Linked DNA regions of Homo sapiens: region 2 is linked to region 1. The links are chromatin contacts, found by POLR2A ChIA-PET in ENCODE. All regions are on one chromosome and are shown on one strand. Each heading gives the region's core, a stretch centred on a gene start or an enhancer-like site at or near the end of the contact. The rest is flanking DNA. Distances are from core to core; before and after follow the strand shown. Region 1 has its middle 86 kb from the start of MSH6. Region 2 has its middle 71 kb from the start of MIR4432.

What was found. ChIA-PET counts read pairs that join two places held with the same protein, here RNA polymerase II (POLR2A).
Region 2: POLR2A ChIA-PET joins it to region 1 with 17 read pairs in OCI-LY7. The contact joins two enhancer-like sites. POLR2A ChIA-PET finds 5 or more read pairs at or near these places in 2 of 52 experiments (B cell and OCI-LY7).

The regions. Positions count from the first base shown.
Region 1 is chr2:47,696,004-47,698,800 of GRCh38, forward strand. It overlaps a transcript of MSH2 not described here. Among named protein-coding and RNA genes, the nearest start is that of MSH6, 86 kb to the right of the region's middle. RefSeq lists enhancers at 162-706, 707-1,250, 2,340-2,797. Within about 2 kb of position 1,373, at least 2 of the 41 ENCODE cell types and tissues checked have a DNase peak (open chromatin) inside an H3K27ac peak, as active enhancers do; they include B cell and OCI-LY7, where a contact is called at or near this core.
Region 2 is chr2:60,315,009-60,317,805 of GRCh38, forward strand. No RefSeq gene overlaps it. Among named protein-coding and RNA genes, the nearest start is that of MIR4432, 71 kb to the right of the region's middle. RefSeq lists an enhancer at 1,149-1,198. Within about 2 kb of position 1,368, at least 4 of the 41 ENCODE cell types and tissues checked have a DNase peak (open chromatin) inside an H3K27ac peak, as active enhancers do; they include B cell and OCI-LY7, where a contact is called at or near this core.

The sequences.
Region 1 (2,797 bases), core at 123-2,622:
CTCTCTCATCGGGTCCCGAGTTCCCATGACTGCAGCTTCCAGAAGAGCAGAGCTTTGGTATCCTACTCACAGCGCCAAAACTGCAGGGGCCAAGGTAAAACTTGCCCTTTACCCTCTGAAGGTTTGCTGAAAAATCAACTAACAATAGCAGATTTATTGGCGAAAAGGAATACAAATTTATTAGCGTGCATATGGGAGAGAACCACAGAGTGATTATCCCTACCATGCAATGGGGTTCTGAAGCTTGTATGTCATCTTGAGGTTCCAGAAAGAATGGGGGCTTTGGTTGTGGCAAAACAGGTTCTGGGAGGGGGAGGAGGCCTGACTAGCAAAGGTGGTCTTGTTATGCAGATGAAACCTCACAGGTAGCAGTCCTCAGAATAGATGATAAATGTTTCTTTTGAAACCACCTTTGCAAAAATTCTAACAGTGAGAAGATTATGACAGTGAAAGAGATCTGACCTAACCAACCCCATCTTGCCTCTAACCTTCAAACTGCCCTTAATCATTCCTGGACTTAGACCAACCTAACTTTGGGAGACATTTAGTTTATAGTTTAAATGATAATAACCCTTACCCAAAACTAAATCACCTTTGTAAAGCTAATGAGAGACTACCAGGTTAGGAGGATGTGAGCAGGCTGAATTCTAAGGTGTAAACATAAACAATTACCAGCCATTATGCTGGAGGTCATAAGATTTGCAACTCTCCCAGTTACTCCTGCAGATAACATCACTATTACTTTTAATCGCAAAAACTGCAATTATTTTGCACCAACCTAATAGAACCTAAGATTGGTCTTTTGTTGTTGTTTTGTTTTTGTTTTTGAGACAGAGTTTCGCTCATGTTGCCCAGGCTGGAGTGCAATGGTGCGATCTCGGCTCACCACAACCTCCGCCTTCCAGGTTCAAGTCATTTTCCTGCCTCAGCCTCCCAAGTAGCTGGGATTACAGGCATGTGCCACCATGCCCGGCTAATTTTGTATTTTTAGTAGGCTAATACTAATTTTAGTATTTTGGTCAGGCTGGTCTCGAATTCCTGACCTCAGGTGATCCTCCCACCTTGGCCTCCCAAAGTGCTGGGATTACAGGTATGGGCCACTGCGCACAGCCAAGATTGGTCTTTTGAGATATCTTTTCAGGTTTTTGCATTTCTGACTAACGATGAACCAATGGCTCCACTGAGACCTGCTGATCTCTGCCACCTGGTCATGTGGCCCCACCCAGAAATAGGCTCCCTGGCCTGCCAAACTATCCTTAAAAACCCTAACCTCTGAATTTTTCAGGGAGATTGATTTGAGTAATAATTCAGTCTTCCACGTGGCGTGGCCAGCCTTGTATCTATTAAACTCTTTCTTTATTGCAATGCTGTGGTCTCAGTGAATTGGTTTTGCCTGTGCAGTGGGCAGGACGAACCCATCAGGTGGTTACACTTTCAGACTTTTAAAGGTGTCAGACTGAAACTGTTGTACTTGAGCGAGTTAGAGAAAACGCCACACTTGTAGACGAATTAAGAGTCTGTTTATTTAGCCAGCGGCCAAGAGACGGCTAACGCTCAAAGTTCTTTAGACCCCAAAGAAGGAGCTAAATTTTCTTTTATACTTTGGTTTAGAAGGGGAGGGGGGGGTCTAGTTAAAACAATTTTACAGAAGTAAAGTAGGCAAAAAAGTTAAAAGGATAAATGGTTACAGGAAAGTAAACAGTTCCAGGTGCAGGGGCTTTAAGACTATTACAAGGTGATAGACGCGGGGCTTTGGGCGTTATTAATCGGGCGTTATTAATGGGACGAATTCCTGGGAACTGCGGATATAGCTCACCACAGCATCTTATCAGTTCATTGCATTCTTGGATGTGCTGGGAGTCAGCTTGCACAGGTTAAGTCCTTGAGGAAGGGGCTGCCAGTGAAAGAGCCAAGATGGAGTCTGCCTGGCTCTCTTAGCTAAGGGAGAGTCAATTCAGGTGGAAACAAGGCTAGGTGATTAAAGGAAAGGGAGAGTCTAAAAACAGGGTTAGTAAAAACAAGGTTAGGCATTACAAAACTGCCTTTGCAAAAATCATAACTGAGGAAATTATGACAGTGAAAAAGGTCAGACCTCACTGATTCCACATTGCTTCTAGCCTCTAAGCTGTCTGTTCATTCCTGGGTGTAGGCTGAGCTAGTCTTGGGAAGGAATTTAGTTTATAGTTTAAACTCTGAACCAACAAAATTGACAATAGCACTTTCTGGAAAAAAACCCTTGCTTGCGTGGAGACCAGTCTGTCTTTGTAGGACTAACTTTCATGCACGTCCGTGTGAAGAGACCACTAAACAGGCTTTGTGTGAGCAATAATGCTTTTAATTACCTGGGTGCAGGCGGGCTGAGTCCGAAAAGACAGTCAGCGAAGGGAGATGGGGTGGGGCCGTTTTATAGGATTTGGGTAGGTAAAGGAAAAAGGGGGGTTGTTCTCTGGCGGGCTGGAGTGGGGGTCACAAGGTACTCAGTGGGGGGGCTTTTGAGCCAGGATGAGCCAGGAGAAGGAATTTCACAAGACAATGTCATCAGTTAAGGCAGGAGCAGGCCATTTTCACTTCTTTTGTGGTGGAATGTCATCAGTTAAGGCAGGAACCGGCCATCTGGATGTGTACGTGCAGGTCTCAGGGGATATGATGGCTTGGCTTGGGCTCAGAGGCCTGACATAATTAGCCACAAGATTAGAAATTATGATTTAGGAGCCATGCAGTCTCTGGCTGGAAGAGTCTCAACCTCCCCAAATTGCTTCTGGGAATAAGATCACTGTTGCAAAACCTAAGATCAGTG
Region 2 (2,797 bases), core at 118-2,617, about 13 Mb after region 1:
AGCTTGCCACTGACTCTCTGCAAATCATCCTGTGATCTCATGTAGAAAGGACATGATACACAAATAAATTTTAGTATCCTATGCTTGGGGGTTATAACTGAAAATAGCTTGGTAGTCAGGAAAAAAATGATGTGTGCATAGCACAAATATATATTTCTATGTGTGTATACATATATATGATGCTACATATATATGATGCACATGTCAATCATCTTAAATCCAATATGACAATTTGCAAAATAAAACACAACTTCTCCTCAAACGTCCAGGATCTTTAAGTTGAAACAAGTGCTTCATGGATGATAAAGCTATTTAAAACCTGAATTATCCTTCATCTATCTGTAGACAACAACATCCTGTTTAGTACCCAACCTCAATAATCATCACTTATGATATTATTACCAGGGCTGCCGCTTATGGAAGGTAACTACATGCCAGCACTCTGCCAAGCAGTGCAAGCATCTGAACTCTTCATTCTCACAAAAACCCCATACGGTAAATATGCCTTATCCCCATTTCATAGATGAGGAAACCAAGGCTTAAAGAGGTCGGTAACTTGCCGAAGTTCTCATAATCTGATAAGTGATAGAGCAAGGATTAGAACTCAAGCTCACCCCACTCTGAAGCCACCGTAAGTCATTGCTGCAGTTCTGAAAGGTTCCTTGGAGGGCTTCATGTTAAACCTGTGCAGGGGTCAGGAATCTGTGGTCTTCCCACCAGACTGTTCACCCAGAGACTAATCAGTCAGCCTTTCTTTGGTAAGTCAAACTTTGCTCCCCATCTTTTGTGAAGTATAAAGATGATTCATTGCTTACACGGAAATTGATCTAACCACTGTTTTATGAAAAATGCAGGAGTTCCATATCTTTAGAAGGACTTCTTGAAGAAATTTGAATTAGGGAACAAAGTAGTTAAATTTTTCTGTCTTTTCTGGTCTTTTTAGCTACTGATTAATGCACAGTCGTGGATGTTGGAAAGACTTAAGGAAATCAATAATAATATTAACCCTTATGAAAAGGTTTGCTATGAGATGGGATTGTAGCTCAAGGTCTTTAATGGTAAATAGTCAAAAGTTAGAGTTCATGGGTGCCAGCTCCGTTGGCAGGTGTGAACCTTCTTGCTACTATGACCTTCAACATTTCCTTAGGACCTGACACTCTCTTGGTCCAAAAGAGATAGTGATCCCTTCCTGTAACAATACCTAGACCCAGAAGAGAGAAAAAACAGTAGGGTTGGCTTCTACAGCCAGGCAACAATATTGAAAGTGAATGGTGCCCTCCCCCAACACCCTCCCAGCCAGGCAGATCATCCACCCCCCAGCTTTGTCCTCTTAAGAAGAATGCCCCTTGTCTCTCAGGCCACAGTTGGTCATGAGGATTAACCCCTCCCACCCTTTCACCCCCTCCCCAGCATGGCCCCCCTTTCCAACTGTCCTTTGGGCAGACATGACTGACAAGAGTACCACAGGCGATGATGTCACAAAGAGAGGAGGCAGTGTGCCCTGTTAGACCATCTTTCACTCCAGTGGACTCGCCTTCACAGACAAATTGATTTGCAAAGGTTCAGGCTGCCAGCCCAGCCTGCTTTGCATACAGAATGCTCCCTGGTGACACAATAAAAAGTGGCCAGGCTAACAGAGGAGCGCAGCGGGGTCTGGCCGGTTCAAAGTCCAAACTCCACACCCCCTCACCTCAGTCTGGTTTGAAAGGTCACTGTGTGTCTGGGAAAATAGTCACAGGATACAATCCTTTATTAAAGGTCACTATTTTTCACCAGCACTTAACACACACTTACACACAAATTGAGACTGGAGATGGAAAAAAAAAACTGGGGGCTGCATCGCATTGTATATTGTGCTTGCAAGATTTATGTCTTGTGGTCACCAGCAATAAACACACACTGCTTCGGTATTAAAGTTCACATTAATCCACTGATTCCCCCTCCCCTTGAAACCAGCCTCTTCTTTGCCAGGCAAACCTGGGCAAATGGAGACTTTTGTTCATCTCTTTTGTTCCTTTCCCATCTTTCCCTTCCCTTGTTGCAAGTTGTTTTTGTATTGCTTTGTTTTTTTAATTATTTTTGGTGTTGGTGTTGTTGACATGCTGCCAGGAACTTTACTCCTAGTTCCCTCTCTTGCCCAGTGAATGATGTGTACCCAGCATTTGGGTCCAAGGCCATGTGCTGTCACCATGCCCGAGATGCAGTGTCCATGGATCTGTATGAGTCTCAGACCTTGAAAAGCAAAAGTCAAGTTCTTTTATGAGCTGCTGGTGAAAATCCAGGGGAGCACCTTGGTTAAGCCAGTAACTATAAAGCCACCAACGAGAGTACCAGTCCTGCCTATCCATTATGGCATATATTTTATTTTAGTAAATGCTTCCAATACACCCAAAAATAGCAATTGTATTTTCCTCCAGTAACAGACAGTTCACATTGGGTTACCAAAGAACGTTAACAATAACAATCCCTGCATTCATAACAAAAGAGATTATCAAAGATGTCAGCCCGAGCTGTTAGATTAATTTAGGCAAGAATTGCAAAAGAAAATATTTAGGGGAAATTCTATGAATTTCAAATAGCCAGTAAAATGTATGATGTTGAGGATTCCACTCTGCTCCATAGCACATCTTTGCAAAGCTTTTGCCAGTGATAGATTTCTGAGCTATCAAAAGCACATTAATTTTTTCTGATTAAAACAGCTGTGAAAATATACAAGTGTAACTGTGAAAAATCCAGGGCTTATTGTAATACTTTAAGCAAAACAAGGATAAAAGATTTTTAAATACGGACTTGCCAA